2 separate regions of the Mus musculus genome follow, and region 1 is linked to region 2. The links are chromatin loops, found by intact Hi-C in ENCODE. Cell type or tissue: gastrocnemius. All regions are shown on one strand. Each heading gives the region's core, and the rest is flanking DNA. Links, peaks and the distances in the headings are about the cores only.

Evidence for each region. Hi-C counts contacts between places; a loop is a spot of excess contacts. Peaks named below come from ENCODE experiments on the same cell type or tissue, not always from the same donor. Only the 100,000 strongest peaks of a DNase experiment are listed, where the experiment ranks them.
Region 1: it touches region 2 in a loop (10-fold over the local background); 32 of 42 quality-filtered maps call a loop at or near these places.

The regions. Positions count from the first base shown.
Region 1 is chr11:72,340,062-72,348,390 of GRCm38, forward strand. It overlaps Tekt1 (tektin 1), which reads right to left. Exons shown (of 8, transcript NM_011569.3): 7 at 5,525-5,721; 8 at 4,656-4,910. The coding sequence ends at 4,703. Gm51867 (a long non-coding RNA gene) reads left to right here. Exons shown (of 3, transcript XR_003949578.1): 2 at 146-279; 3 at 5,029-5,529. Among named protein-coding and RNA genes, the nearest start is that of Gm51867, 4.6 kb to the left of the region's middle. In gastrocnemius, for the core only: CTCF peaks have their summits at 2,661 (motif pointing right) and 3,991 (motif pointing right); DNase peaks (open chromatin) are centred at 2,676 and 4,008; H3K27ac peaks cover 857 bases.
Region 2 is chr11:72,559,963-72,568,291 of GRCm38, forward strand. It overlaps Gm51906 (a long non-coding RNA gene), which reads right to left. Exons shown (of 4, transcript XR_003949712.1): 4 at 3,855-4,463. Among named protein-coding and RNA genes, the nearest start is that of Spns3, 14 kb to the left of the region's middle. In gastrocnemius, for the core only: a CTCF peak has its summit at 4,518 (motif pointing left); a DNase peak (open chromatin) is centred at 4,451; H3K27ac peaks cover 317 bases.

The DNA.
Region 1 (8,329 bases), core at 232-8,231, 220 kb before region 2:
AATTAAGATATGAATGTTAGACAAGGCAAGTCCCTGTCACAGTTCAATGCCCAGCAAAGACATATTCCTAAGGAAATGCCCTATTCCTAAATCCTGAATAACTTGGCACAGATGTCTGTGAATTTCAGGCTTAAAATCTCTATAGGATCCTGGCACAGAGTTGCAGTCTGCATCCCTGATCGATCACTCCGGGGGGAAACGCTCGACAGACTATCCCGGTGAGACTGAGATCCGTGTTCCTGTGGTTTGTGGAGTGACGCCTGGACCCCAACATGAAAGGTGAGTGTTAATTTCAAATAGATCTTTCTGGACGAGATCTGATTGCAACATGTGTCACTCCACTGATTGCCAGGGTTGATTAAGCTGATCTATCTGGCTAGGCAGGTGTCCCCCTCCTCCCTCACAACTCCATGTTCTTCACAACCTTCCCTGAATGCAGGAGGGCCAGCCTTCAGTTAAGGGTAGCTATGTTCACCTGCTAGAACCTCCAAACACGCTATCAAACAGGTCTTTTGGATGGGAGTCCTCAGCTTGAGGGTCTTCTGTGGATGCTGAAGTGACGGGCGTGAGCCGACACACAGCTCATAAGACCGCTGCTTTTTACACTGTTTTAGTTGGCTTTAAGTTTTATGACCTTGTTTTCAGCATATTCACCTTCATCATCGCTTCCTACCACACAGACAGTTCTAATTGCCCATTTGCAGTAGTAGTGCAAAGTAAATGTGCTGCCTGTAAAATGAACCTGTTTGAAAATGCTTTATGGCTGGATTAGAAGTCAAGACCTTGGCACCGAGTGGCTGTCGGTCTGAAAGGGTTAGCCATTTTGGTGAGTTCCAGGACATCCAGGGCTACACACTGTCTCCAAAAAACAACAACAAACAGAAAAAAATAAGAGTAGACAATTATTTCTCACACTTTGGGAAAATTTGAATGCTAGGTTAAGGAGCTGGTAGAGTGAGGATGACAAAAGCCAGTTTTGGATTCATAGATGATGTCCAAACTGGACAGCAAGAAGCAGCAAGCTCTCGGGACATATTTTTTTTTAAGATTTATTTATTTATTATATGTAAGTACACTGTAGCTGACTTCAGACGTACCAGAAGAGGGCGTCAGATCTCATTATGGGTGGTTGTGAGCTACCATGTGGTTGCTGGGATTTGAACTCAGAACTTTCCCAAGAGCAGTCAGTGCTCTTACCCACTGAGCCATCTCACCAGCCCCATCAGGACACTTTTAAAGTCACTGATCCCATGCAGGAAATCCCTGGCCCTCCACCCCTCTGTTTAGCTCAACCTGTCACCTCTCATAGTGGAACCCGGTTCCACTCCTTGCTGAGCTAACCGAACCATGAAAAGGTGAAACTTTAATACTTTCTCTCTCTCTCTCTCTCTCTCTCTCTCTCTCTCTTTCGTATTGATTATGGACAAGTTCAACTTTAGTCCTGTTTAACAAAGCTCAAGTTTAAATGACACGTGACTTAAAGGATAGCATCTAAAATTTTTATTGCCTACAAATAATGTTCTTGCTTATTTTCTGTATAGTGCCTCACTATGTAGCCCAGGCTGGCCTTGGACTATGTAGCCCAGGCTGGCCTTGGACTCACTATCCTCACAAGATGAATCCCCACTGCACCTATCAAGAATATGGCTTACGTTATCATGAAAAGACATCTGGTTTGAATGGGTAGAGAGGACTGTAGCTGGTGGACTTGGTAGCTACCAAGATTTTGACAGCCTCGGGCTACTGCAGATGTCCCCTGTAAAATGGACCAGGACAACTTTCTTGGTTGAAACGTCCTCATTCCAGACGAGTGCCAGAAAGTGACAAAGTGAACAAAGACAAGTTTGCCCTCTGGGAATTGTGGTGCTCCTGGATTTCATATTTATATATGGAGAAATGTAAATCATGTTCCCCACAATGCCTGCCCAAATTGCATTGCATGACTTTTTTTTATTGGTCTGGCCTGGGTTTTATGATCCCTCTTTACAGATGGGGAAACTGAGGCTCAGGAAGCTGTGAAACATGTTCTGGATCCTCCACAGGCTGACTGATCACGGATCTGCTCTGCGCTGTATCTAATGCAGAGCCTGGCACTAAACAAATTCAGAGCCTGGGGATGATTTTCCTAGAACGGTGCTGGCCGTTTCCTAGAATGTTGTTGTCGGGCCCCATCCCTGTGTTGAGTCGGCAGAAGCTCTGAGGTCTGCCCTCGGTTGGAAAAGAAGATAGTTTTGCCCTTCCGGACCAGAGCAGCAGAGCGCCCACAAACTTTCCACTGGGCCCTGAGGCAGAGAGTTCACACCTTACTCAGGGTGTGAGAAGGCATTCAGAAGGGTGGTGTTCAGACCCTGAGTGGTTGAGTCACAGAACACCAATCGGCATTGGGTCTTTCCATTTCAGTTCAGTCACTTGCTGATAGCAGAGAATAAATATCCAGCTCCTAACCTCCTGGAAGTGGGATCCGTATCCTGAGATGGTTTCGTGCACCCATGAAGTGCCCCAGATCTAGGAAGTGTCAGACATGGGAGGGCCTCTAGGCTCTCTACTCAATCCTCTCATTCTACTGGTGACCCTAAGAGGGAGAGACACATTTCTGGCAGGGTCAGTTCTAGAATCCAGGTCTCCTGGTTTTCTGGCTGGAGCTGGTGCTCACCACCTACTGTCCACTAGGTGTCAGGATTCCAAAAGTTAACACAGAGCAGAGGCAGCCGTGGCGACTTAGTCCAAGCAGCTGTCGACAGCCAGAGCTCTCTCTGGGAGAGCAATGGCGACCACGTGGAAAATGGCTTAATCATACCTTTCAGGAGGTGTGTAATCGTTGTAGCAATGGTGCAGCAATGTGGAGCATGGTTGCAACACACAATTGGGAGGAAAACAATACTGTAAAAACTGATCCCTGTGCAGTTGGAATTGTGGCAACATGGGGGTTGTGTTCCAAAAGGCTTGTAGTTATTTACTTCCTTCTGAGACAGGCTGAGGGCAGGGCTCTAAACACAGACTATCTCACTCCATCTACAGTAATGCTAGGCTGTGGGGGGGGGGGGGGAGAGCGAACCCATGCAGGTATATAGAGGTCATAGGTCAACATCAGAGTTCTTCCTCTATTGCTGTTCATCTTGTTTTGTTTTGTTTTTAAAGATTTATTTATTTTATGTATGTAAGTACACCACTGTAGCTGTCTTCAGACACACCAGAAGAGGGTATCAGATCCTGTTACAGATGGTTGTGAGCCACCATGTGGTTGCTGGGAATTGAACTCAGGACTTCTGGAAGAGCAGTCAGTGCTCTTAACCGCTGAGCCATCTCTCCAGCCGCCACCTTGTTATTTTTTTAAGATGGGGGTGTCTTGCTGAATCTGGGGCTCACTGGTGTGGCTAGACCGGCTGTCCAGTGACAGAATCCTCCTGCCTCCGTCTTCCAGCACTGGGACCACACACACGGCCATGGATAGATTTTTTTTTCATATGGGTGTTCAGGATCCAAATTCAGGTTCTTATACCCACACTTTACCCACTGAGCTGTCTCCCCATCCTCACCAACACCTAGTCTCTATAAAGAATTGTTTTTTTTATTACATGCACATACACCAGCTGTGTGTTTGGGGTGGGGCGGGGGGGGGGAGTGGCCATGGAGCACGTGTAGAAGTTAGAATACCACTAGTGGGAGTCAGTTCTCCCACCATGTGGGTCCCAGATATCAATCAAACTCAGGTCTTCAATCTTGGCCATAAGTGCCTAAGCCATCTTGCCTATTCCTTGACCCCTTTACTCTTAACCATTGTTAAGAGATTCAAATCCATAGCTTGAATTTGAATCCACAGCTCAAATTAATTTTTTCTTTTTTATTACTGCTAATTTTTTTAGAGTGAAAAATGCAACAAAATAAAAACACGCAGTGACTACTAAATAGTCTAGAATCAAACATGAAACGATGGAGTTTCTCTTCAGGAAGGAAAACTTAAAGGAGTATAAAACTTCCTGCCACCACATGGGGGCGCTGAAAGATGCAGGCTGGGCAGAGACCTGCCTTCCTAGCCCAGGTTGCTGTCTTTTCCAGCTGTCGATCAGAAACTGCAGCAGCTCTTAGTGTAGAATCCTAGAGCAAGCACACGTGGCCGCTGCTTTCAGAACCCTCTCCTGGTCTTTGAGCCAGGGACATTTCCTTTCTGACTTCACAGACACGGACACAAGCAATTCTGCTGCCTCCTCCCTGCCCGCTAGATTCAGCTTTAAACCTCTAAACAAGCGAGAGCCCTATCTTCTCCTAACAGCCTTCTCTTTCATCTGATTCTGACACTTGCATGGACTTGCGATGAACTGCCAGGAGGTGGGAGGGGGCATCTAAGCTTCCTAGGGCAAATGGATTGCATCCTATTCCATGAGAAAGGAAGGGATCCCTTGGATAGAAAACCCAGCCCCAGCTTGAGAGTAGGATGACTCTCTAATGGCTCCATCCCCTGGCCCCAAGACCTCTGCGATCCCTATGTCTGGTGCTGACACCTAGCATTAAATTGTGAGGTATCTTCCTCACCAACAACCATAGTAGAACAGAACCTTGTCCCCAGGTCACAGACCCAAGCCGGCCTGAGGTGTCCTGCCAAGAGGCTGCGGCAGGCTGCCCAAAGTTCCACCCACCTGAAATGAGAGCTCTGTGCTAACTCTTGTCTTACGATGCAGTTTAATAAGGCTCTGAATGGCTCCTATCAGCAGATGGCCTCTGCGCGGATGCCCCCCTCCCAGGCCCCATGGTCGTCGCCGTCTCGAGGTGGGATGGACTTCCTCATCTCCATACACAGCACCTGGTCGATATAGATGGTGTTCTCCTTCACCTGGATTTCCTCCTGCAGGGCCAGCTGCCTGCGGTACAGGGCCTTCAGCTGCGTCTGAGCCTGGGCCAGGGTTTCCTTTAACCTGAGAGAAGAACAGCGTGAGGGATAATCACATGCTCTGGATCCTTTGTTCCAGTGGGAGAGGGAACGTGCTTGGATATGCAGTCAAACTGATATTTTTATTTCCCTTGCTTCTCTAGGCAGTGCTTCCTGGCTGCTGGCTACAGCCAGGCTTATGACACATGTTGGTAGAAGTAGCAGCATACACCTTTAATACCAGTGCTCAAAGGATGGGTCATGACTGAAGAGCCAGCCTGGGCTACATAGAAAGTTCAAGGTCACCCTAACCTATTTAATAAGAACTGGTCTCAGAGCAAGAGTTGGGAGATCTTACTCAGCGACAGAGTTCTTGCATAGCAAACCCAAGGCCCTAGGCTTTATTTTCAGCACTGAAAAGGAAAAGCCAACACTTAAAATGGCAGATATTACCTAACATCTGGATTTGGACATTATGACAAAATGTCTTGACATTGAGCTCTGCTTCATGAACGACAGCTGCTTTGGTTGGAGTTAGCAGGCCTGACAACTAGGAAGGCATCCTTCCAATGCTACAGAGCCAGCAGCACCCTTTGCTGTGCCCCCACACTGCAATTTACAGTGCGGGCTGAAGTCACACCCCAGCACAGGCCGGCCCACCTGGCAACATTGTGGTTGATCTCCTGAATCTCCTTGATCAGCCGATACTGGGCAATATCTCGACACAGCTCCACGTTCGGCCGGTGCGTCCTGGTCTCCAGGCGTGTGTGTGCTACCTTGGCTGGCCCTTCTTGCTGCGTGATGGCATTTTCAAGAGCCATGATGTTTTTTTCCTGGGAAGCAATTTCTTCCATAACCTGATGGAAAGTATTGGAGTAGGTCAGGCTTCACCTCGCTATTCAGAAATCAACGGCACGGACATAGCTATTAAGACCATGAACGTTAAGGCCTAAATTCACATTCCCACATAAGCAGAAGCCCAGACAATCTGATCACTTGCCCCCGAAGCAGAGATGCTCAAGCAACCGTGGAACTGCAGACACAGAGCAGATCCAACTGACTGAGAGTCACCTCATCACGCACACAGATGATGTCACTTCCCTGGAGAACAACGTCAGCAAAGGCTCGGCCACTGCAGTGGTTTGAGTGAGAACTATCTCTCATAGACTCATGTATGTGAACATTTGGTCCCAGATGTTGGTAGTGTTTGGATGGTTATGGATCTTTTAGTAGGTAGAGGCTTGCTGGAGGTGGGCTTTGAAGGGTTATGGTCTTATTCTACTTCCTTCTCTCTCTCTTTCTACTTCCTGTTTATGGATGAATATGTGAACAGCTAGTCTCCTGGCCCTGTCATCCAGTCAAAAATTCCCATACAAGAGGGGCTCTATCCCTCTAAACTTTTCTTCCCTAAGTTGCTTTTGCTGGGGTGTTTTATCACAGCAACAGTAAAATAGCTAATACAGCCGGCTGTGCCCCACACTATTGCTCAAGGCCTCTTGCCTACCTGGTTAAAAGTACCTTCAAATCGGGAGCAGAAAGATGATATTTCATTGTGTACACACACACACACACACACACACACACACACACACACCAGCACCAGGTTCTGTCTCCTGGAAATCTGGGGGAAAAAATGACAGTGTCTCTTGAGCTTTGTTGGTAGTGCATGTGTGTGTATTCGGGTGTGTTCAGGTGCACTTTTGTATGTAAACACGGAAGCCAAAGGCCAGTCCTGGGTATTGTTCTTCAGGTGCTGGCCATCCCTTGTACTTTTAGCAGAGTCTCTCATTGGAAACTTGTTCCCCAAGAGGCAGGTCCTTCAGCAGCTGTTTCTTAGGAACCTCACAGAACGGATGGATGGAAATAAGTTGACCTTTGCCCTCTGCCTTCGTCACAGGTGGACACAGCAGCAAGGTGCTGTCTTGAAACAGAGAGAACTGACTCTGCAGGCATGCTATCTGCCTCTGCTTGACTTGGAACCCTGGAGCTGGAGTCACAGGGTTTTGAGGCATCTGATGTGGGTGCTGGGAACCAATTGCAGTCCTCTGAAGCATCCATCAGTCAGGGCTCTTATAACCTCTAAGCCAATTCTCTGGCCATAAATGTAAGGAATGTTAAGAAGCAGCTTAAGAAACTCTAGTGCAGGGCTGGAGAGATGGCTCACTGGTTGTGGGCACCGGCTGCTCTTCCTGAGTTCAGGTCCCAGCAACCACATGGTGGTTCACAACCATCCATGGTGGGATCTGAAGCCCTCTTCTGGTGTGTCTGGGGACAGCTACAGTGTGCTTAGATATAATAAATAAATCTTTAAGAAAAAAAAAGTCTAATGCAAGTCTAGTAGAAGTTGTCTAGGTTCTAATCTGAATAAACCAGCTTTAAGAATACAGATGAGCAGAAATCAAAACAGTAGGTAGCCATGCTAGGAATGAGCCACACTACCGTGAGAGGGCTAAATGAAAAACAGAATCCTTATGGTTTAGAAACACACTCAAATATTTGACACTGAAATAAAATAATATCTGAGATTTGCTTTAAAATCATTAGGCTGCAGCTGGGTGGTGGTGGTGGCACACACCTTTAATCCCAACATAGGATTTCTCTGTGTAGCGCTGGCTGTCCTAGAACTCACTTTGTAGACCAGGCTAGCCTCAAACTCACAGAGCTCCACCAGCCCTCGCCTCTCAAGTGCTGGGATTAAAGATGTGGTCCACCACAGCCTCCTGCGATTTTTGGTTTTATTTTTGAGACGTGGTCTCACTGTGCTGAGTTAGACGTGGCTACCTCTTAGACACATCAGTGGTTCTCAACCTTCCTATAGCTGCGACCCTTAAATACGGGTCCTGTCGTGGTGACCCCCTCCAACCATACAATTATATTCATTGCTACTCCATAACTGTAATGTTGCTACTGTTATGGATTGTAATGTAAATATTTTTTGGAGCTAGAGGCTTGCCAAAATGGGTCATGACCCACAGGTTGGGAACCACTGTTCTACATGAAATGACTGTTTTCAAAATTGAGAAATAGGCTGAGGCTCATTGGCAAAGTGCTTGCTGGCAAGCACGAGGACCTGAAGTCAGATCCAAAGCACCCCCATAAAAGCTGAAAGCAGTGGTGGACTTCTATAACCCCAAGAATGGGGAAAGGTCACAGAGCTTGCGGGTTCCCTGGAGCTCACTGGCCGGCCAGCCAGTCTGACCAAACTGGCAAGCTCCAGATTCAGTGAGAGACCCTGCCTCAAAAACAGAACAAAAAGCGCAATAGAGGAAGGTATCTCTCATTATCTTCTGGATACACGCGCACACACACTGCTAAGGTGTTGTGGTACAAATACATGTTGAGCAAAAATGGGCTGGGCTGAACAAAGCCTGTGAAAATGCAAATTATTTAAAGCCCATAGTTAGACACTGCACTATTCATTAACAAGTACTTCGTAGAGGGGAGATGCTAGCTCCATTGTTGTGC
Region 2 (8,329 bases), core at 60-8,059:
AGAAAGAGAGAAAGAGAGAAAGAGAGAAAGAAAGAAAGAAAGAAAGAAAGAAAGAGAGAGAGAGAGAGAGAGAGAGGCAGAGGCAGAAGAGAGGGAGGGAGGGAGGGAGGGAGGGAGGGAGGGGCTGGAAAGATGGCTCAGTAGGTTAAGAGCACAAACTGCTCTTCTAGAAGTCCTGAGTCCAATTTCCAGCAACCACATGGTAGCTCATGACCATCAGTAATAGGTTATGAGATAAGATCCGATACCCTCTTCTGGTATGTCTGAAGACAGCTACAGTGTACTCGTACACAATAAACAAACAAACAAACAATGTTTTAAAAGGAGAAAGAAAGAGAGAGAGAAAGAAAGAACATGCAGACACATGCTATAGATGAGTTTAAAACTTGTGAATTCTCAGCCGACAGTGGTGGCACACACCTTTTTCCCAGAACTTGGAGGCAGAGTAGGCAAATATCTGAGTTTGAGGTCAGAGTGAGTTCCAGAACAGCCAAGGATACACAGAGAAACTCTGTCTCAGAGAAAATAAAAAAAGATGTGAGTTATCTTTATTGATACAATCAGCTTCAGACACATCTCATAAAATGAACCTTAAAATCATTGTTAAGTAAAAAAACGCTCATCACAGGAGGACAGCCCTTGCGAGGTCACCTGAATTTTCTGGGCAAATTCAGAGACTGAAAGTAAAACAAAGATAATCAGGTTGAAGGGTGATATATATACACACTGTGTGTGTGTGTGATGTCACATATCTTTAATTCCAGCACTTAGGCAAATCTCTGTGAATTTGAGGCCAGTCTGGTCTACAGAGTGAGTTTCAGGACAGCCAGGGCTACACAGAGAAACCCTGTCTCCAAAACCAACCAACACCATGAGTGCTTGTTGGCAACTCGAGCTTGACTCCTGTGACCCGTGTGGCGGAAGGAGGGAACTGATACCCACCAGTTCTTCTCTTACTACACATGGACTGTGGCACCTGTGTCTCACACACACACACAGTAAATGTAAATAAAGAAAAACAAGACAAAAGAGACAGAGAGAGCCAGCAAGATGTCTCCTCATAGGGAAAAGCATTTGCCCAAAGCATGAGTTCAACAACCTGATTGGATCCCTGAATCCCACAGTGGAAGAGAACCAACTCCCAAATATGTTCTCTGGCCTCCACAAGTTCACTGTGGCATATGTGCACACACACTCACACAGAGGCACACACACACACATTATTAACATACATACATACAATAATAATACCAAATTCAATGTTTTACAAATTTAGACAGGGTCTCACTGTGTTAGCTTGACTGACCTGGAACTCACTATGTAGACCAGACAGGCCTTGAACTCACAAAGACCCTCAGGCCTCTGCCTCCTGAGTGCTGGGATAAAAGGCGTGCACTACAACACCTGACTTTTTTTTTTTTTTAATGAAAAAAAGGAAAGAAAGAAATTTCCAGCCTCACAGGATAAAAAGTGATAGAAAGTCACCAGGCAAATACTTTTTAGAAATCCCCAAGGGTCTTCTTTTGAAGATAAGGAAGCTCGAGGTCCAAATAACAGCAGATGGGTCAGCAGCTAGACAAGGATGTGAATTCTGTTTCATGACAAGTGGAGAAGTCGGCTTCTTCGTGGTTCATTAGCTTAGGGGCGACACAAAGTCATCATGGTCCATGGTCCTGTTTTTCTCTCTGAAGTCTTAGAGAGAGAGAGAGAGAGAGAGAGAGAGAGAGAGAGAGAGAGAGAGGAGGAAGGGGAGGAAGGGGAGGAGGAGGATCACCATCATCATCATCATCTCCCTATATAGCCTTGACTGGCTTGGAACTTGCTATGCAGACCAGGCTAGCTTCTAACTCATAGAAATCTGTCTGCCTCTGCCTCTGCCCTCTGCCCTCTGCCCTCTGCCCTCTGCCCTCTGCCCTCTGCCCTCTGGCTTCTCTCTCTGGCCTCTCTGGCCTCTCTGGCCTCTCTGGCCTCTCTGGCCTCTCTGGCCTCTCTCTCTGGCCTCTCTGGCCTCTCTGGCCTCTCTGGCCTCTCTGGCCTCTCTGGCCTCTCTGGCCTCTCTGGCCTCTCTGGCCTCTGCCTCTGCCTCTGCCTCTGCCTCTGCCTCTGCCTCTGCCTCTGCCTCTGCCTCTGCCTCTGCCCCTGCCTTCCAAGTGCTGAGACTAAAGACATATGTCACCATGCCAGGCTTCTCTTGGAAGTCTTACAGGCAAGCCTCTGGTGACATATCTATGGTGCTTTAGCAAATCCCCCCAAAGCTTACAGTTTTAGATTCCAGCAGTCATGTATTCTGTCCCATGGTTCAGCTGGTAGGGAGTCAGGAGTAGGCAAGATGGTGGCTGGGGGTTGGGGGTATCACTGCAGTGAGGGCTCCCGGCAGCAGAAAACTCAAAGGCCCCATGAGGCTAGAAGTTGCTCACTCATGTAACTGAAAAGTGGGTGCTGCTGCTTCCCTCCCCACAGGGACCCTGTACAGGGCCCTGCTTGAATGTCCTCCCCGTGTGGAGGCTAGCTTCCTCAGAGGCAACCAACAAAGGCTAAAACAACTAGGATTCCAGCAACACTCCATCAGTCACAAAGTCTGTCCTTGACCCACGGTGGTGGCCAGGACCCAGTGACAAGAACAGCAGGGTTTGAAGCTTGTTGGAGCTGGCTACACACTCACATTCTAAGGTTTTTCATCAAACATGCAAGAGGAGAGCAGAGTAATTCCGATACGTGTGTGTGTGTGTGTGTGTGTGTGTGTGTGTATTCATCAGGGAAAAAAAATGCCCAAGATCTTTACTAGAAACCCTCCAAGTGGCTCTCTCCTAGACCCTATGAAGCAAGATAAAAGCACAAGCCAATGCTCTGGCAGCAAGAGAAGCTTGAAAGATGGACACCACAGGAGTCTACCTCTGTCCATGAAGAAGAAAATGGTTATTGGATAAACCAGATGTGGTGACACATGTCTATGATCTCAGTACTGGAAAGTTGGAGGTTGGAAGATCATATCAGAAATTCAAGGTCATTCTCAAACACATAGCAAGTTCAAGGCTGAACTACCAGAGACCCTGTCTCAAAAAAAAGGGAAGCTGAGGGACTGGAGAGAAGCTCAACTCAACAGTTACAAGTAGCCACTGCCTATTCACAGAACAGGAGTTATATCCCCAGCACCTCCATCAGGAGACTCACCACACCAGGGATCTGACACCCACTTTTGGTCTCTAGGGCACTGAACTCACACAAGCCAATTATACAGCCACACACACGTAGGGAGCTGGGGAGGTGGTTCAGTGGTTGAAAGCACTGGTTGCTCTTCCAGAGGACCCAAGTTCTGCTCTCTGCTTGCACACAGCACCTTCCAACCATATGAAACTCCAGTTCTGGGAGGACTTATGACTTCTTCTGTCCTCTTCAGGTACTGCACATATGGCGGGCAGCCATATATGCATGCAAAATACAACACACATAAAATAAAAATATATAAATTTTAAACAAAAATAGGACAGTAAGATGGCTCAGTCAGCAATGGCACTTCCTGTGCAAGCCTCGCAAGTCTGAGCTCAGTGTCTAGAACCCATGTAAATGTAGGAGAAGCGAGCTAACTCACAAACATATCCTACCGGCCTTCAGATGCACACCTTGCCATTCTTGTATGCACATATCATGTGTACGTATACAACAATTGAAAATAACTTTTAATTAATAACAAAAAATAAAAATAAAATCTCCCCAGGTGGTATTGATGCAAGCCTTTATTTTATCCCAGCACTTAGAAGGCAGAGGCCAGCCTGGTCTACAGAGTGAGTTCCAGGACAATCAGGGCTACACAGAACCACCCTATCTTGGAAAAAAAAACAATAAAGTAAAATCTCTAGGCAGATTCATATATACATATATAAGCCAGATGTGGTGACACTTGTCTATAACCCTATCACTTAGCAAGATCAGGAGTTCAAGGCTAAACTCAGCTACATTGCGAGTTCAAGAGTATCCTGGGCTTCTAGAGAAAAGAGGAGGGCAGAGAACGGGAATGAATATATGTCTGTTAGGTGAGGAAACATCTTCCTCGGCTGGAGCCTACAGGAGCCTGAGAAAGTCAGTTGCCTACAAGGAATGAACAGCCATATTCCCTGGAAAAGGAGGTGTGCTCTTAACCTCCTAATGCCTTTAACCCAAGCATTTGGAAGGCAGAGGCCAGCCTGGTCTACATAGCAAGTTCTAGGCTAGCCAAACCCATGTAGTGAGACCCTGTCTCAGAAAACAAAACAAAAACAAAAGAACCAAACGTTATGGTGTGGATTCCCAAGGAAGAAATCTGAGGTGGCAGAAACCAGTTGTGGTTTTCAGCAGGGGTCCTGATGGCATAAAGGGTACAGCAGAAGCAGCTGTTGAAAGCTGAGGGTCACAGGATTTCATGCCCGGGGTCCTCCTAGCTGACTGAGCACAGCAGAATTGCAGACAGTATCTTTCATCAGGGAGTCCTGTAGACAGATTAATTCCAGGTTTCAGTAGAGAGCGACATCCTGTGGCCATTAAAAGCAATGTCAGCCAGGACGTGGTAAAATGTGAGAAAGTTTCTTAGTAAATTTAGAGTGGTCTTAAGATGCTGTACCTCGGGGGCTGGTGAGATGGCTCAGTGGTTAAGAGCACCGACTGCTCTTCCAAAGGTCCAGCAACCACATGGTGGCTCACAACCATCCATAACAAAAATCTGAAAACTTCTGGAGTATCTGAAGATAGCTACAGCGTATACACATATAATTAATTAATTGATTAATTAATTAATTAATTAATTTAAAAAAAGCAAAAACAAAAAAAGTCTACATTCTTTCCTGCTGGCTGGAGAGAGGTCAGTTAAGAGCACCTGCTGCTCTTGCACAGGACTTTCACAGTTTCCGGCACCCCCATGATGGTTCACAACCACCCATAACTCCAGTTCTCCCACATCCGATGCCCTCTTTTGACCTCCACAGGCAATAAGTATACATATGGTGAACATGTACACATGCAGATAAAACACTTACACAAAAAATAAATTTTAAGCTGGGCGGTGGTGGTGCACGCCTTTAATCCCAGCACTTGGGAAGGCAGGCAGATTTCTGAGTTCGAGGACAGCCTGGTCTACAGAGTGAGTTCCAGGACAGCCAGGGCTATACAGAAACCCTGTCTCGAAAACAAAAACAAACAAACAAACAAATAAATAAAATTTTAAAAAGAAAAGAAATTTTAAAGTCTAAAATAAAAAGAAAGATATATGGTTAATGGTGTCAGTAAGGCTACTACATAGAGAGACCCTGTCTCAAAAATAGATAAGCTGGGTGTAGTGTGCAGACCTTTAATCCCAGAATTTCACAGGCTGAAGCTAGCAAATGTCTGGAAGTTTGAGGCTAGCCTGGTCTACATAGAAAGCTAATGACATCCTGTCTCCTTTTTCTTTTTCTTTTTCTTTTCTTTTTTTTTTTTTTTTTTTTTTTTTTTTTTGAGATAGGGTTTCTCTGTATAACCCTGGCTGTCCTGGAACTCACTTTGTAGACCAGGCTGGCCTCAGTTGTATCAGCAATTTACTCCATAAATGCCTGCTGCTCCCAGCCTTGGTCTGTGGGCAGTGGCTAATTCAGAGACTCATAACTGGTCCAAGCGCTGAGAGGAGACTGCAAGGCACTCAGCCCTAAGTGGGTTGAATCGACCCCTACTCCGTTTCCAGGGCTCCGGGAAAACTTCAGAAGAGAGGCTGTGAAGAGTGTAGGAGCAGAAGGATGGGAGCGAGGCTGTGAAACGCTGTCCCTTTGACACCACACAGGTGTTAGATTCACAGATTCACAGATACAAGGTTTAACCCATCAAATTCTAACACAGATGAGGGAGGGGCTCACAAGACCCCACCCCTGGTTGAAGACCTGTTGTCAGTTGATGGCTACTAAAAAAAGAGTCATTTTTCTTTGGGAGTATTACCGCTGATAGATTACTAATGTTCCAGTGAATATCCCAAAACCAAGAACACACAGGCCTCAGAGAGTTACTAAAGAGAAGAAAACATGGAGCTGGGAAGCGGTTCAGGAGAATTGGAGGCAGGGGGCAAGGGGTGAATATGATCAACAAAAGTATGTAACTTTGGCCTAGAGAGATGGCTCAGCGGTTACGAGCGCTGACTGCTGAGGTCCTGAGTTCAAATCCCAGCAACCACATGATGGCTCACAACCATCTGTAATGGGATCTGATGCCCTCTTCTGGTGTGTCTGAAGAGAGTGACAGTGAACTCACGTACATAAAATTAACGAATAAATCTTAAAAGAGAGATACATCTCCTCTTTTTAAAAAAGTGACTTTTTCAAAGAAATTTTAAAATTATATTAATTAAAATAAAACCATCTCTAATTTCTATGATGGTCACAGCAACAGACCCGGCCATATGGTTTTCCTCCCTGGCTTCCTTGCCATGGTCTCTGTAGGCTTCCTAGTCATCCCTAATTTTCCTAGGACTTGGATAGTAGTTTACTCTCTTTCTATCTTCCCTGGTGACCCATTCAGGTGATATCACCAGCCACAGAGATGGCCCTTTCACCATCTGGACCTCTGGACCCTCTTGTAAACAATCACGTTACCCTAGCAATCCCATGAGGATTACCCACATCAGCACCACCTTTAGACTCATGACTTAAAGCACATACTCCCCCGCCCCCACCCCTCACCCCCAGATCAAAACGCCCCATCGCCCCATCGTTCTCCTCCCTACACCGTGGCACTCTCCTTAGTCCTACTACAGTCCATGGGAACCTCGAAGCTCCTGAGCGCATGCCATGGTCCCTAGCCATCAGGACCTGTTTTCTCACTCCCTCTTTTGCCGATTCATGATAGGTCTCTATCATCACCCATAGCTCTTCTCCCAGGTTTCTCCTCCCTTGGCTGATCTGCCAAAGCCCCCGCCCCAGCCCTCCATTTCACACCTGCACCCACACAGCTAGATGGAACCAAAGAGGAAGAACAGACCGTGCTTGCAGGGAACTCATTGTAAACTCATCCCACGAAACTCCAGCAGGTGCAAGGCAGTGCCCAGAAAACTCCCTCCCTCCCCGGGAGGCTTGCCTTCCCATCCTCCGCTCCACTGCAGCAAGTTGCCTGTCCTCAAAGCCCCTCCACTGCCGCTCTGCACTCTCTGGGGAAGGAAAGAGGAAACACACAGACAGACAGACGCCTTCACCTTCCACCAACTCATCTTAGGCCCCTCCTGTGTCCACCTCAACTCCCCACTCTTCTCTCCTCAGCTACTCCTTCCCACACGCCTACTCCATTGTTCCACTCTGTTGGTCTCCCTCTTCCCACGCGTCATTCATCAAGCTCAGTGGAACACCATCAACCTTACCTCCCTAATCACCAGGCCTCTGCAGTCTCTCCTCTGCATCACCTTAAAATACCCTTCTGTGGGGCCAGAGACAGCTCAGTTGGTAGAACGTTTGCCTGGAGTACACTAAGCCCTGGGTTCAATGGAGAGTCCCACAGACAAATATTAGGCAGAGCTAGCTAGCTCGAAGAGTTCTGCACGCCGGGGGGGGGGGGGGTGCGGGGGAGGGGGTCAAGGACATCACGAGAACTTTGCCAACAGACTGGGACTCAAGTGGGCTCACAGAGATCAGGAAGTCTGCATGGGTCTGACCTAGGTCCTCTGCATATATGTTATGATTTTGTAGCTCAGTGCTCTTGTGGGGTTTCTAACCGTGGGAGTGGAGGCTGGTTTTGACTCTTTTGCCTGCCTCTGGGACCGTTTTCTTCCTATTGGGTTGCTTCTTCCAGACTTGCTGTGAGAATATGTGCCTGGTCTTATTGTAATCTGTTTGGTTGATGCCCCTGGGAGGCCTGCTCTTTTCTGAGGGGAGGTGGAGGTGGGGTGGATGTGAGGGAAATGCGGTTGGGGGGAGGAAAGGGAGAGGAAACTGCAGCTAGGATATAATATATGAGAGATAAACAAACAAACAAACACTTGATGCTCTTCCAAAGGACCCAGGTCCAGCACCCACATTGTGGCTCACAATTGACTCTTTCTAGTTCAAAGCATCCACTGGCCTCCATGGGCACTGCATGCATATAGTACAAAAGGCCCATAGAATAAAATTTAAAACTAAATGCCATTCTTGACTACATAGAAAGTTCAAAAACAGCCTGGGCTATATGAGACCTTGTCTCAAAAACCAAAAATTAGAGCTAGAGAGATGAGTCAGAGGGCTGAAGAAATAGCTTAGTAGTTGCTGGCTGTTCTTCTAGAGGTCCTGAGTTCAATTCCCAGTAACCTATGGTGGCTCACAGCTATCTGTAATGAGATCTGTTATCCTCTTCTGGCATTCAGGATGTACAT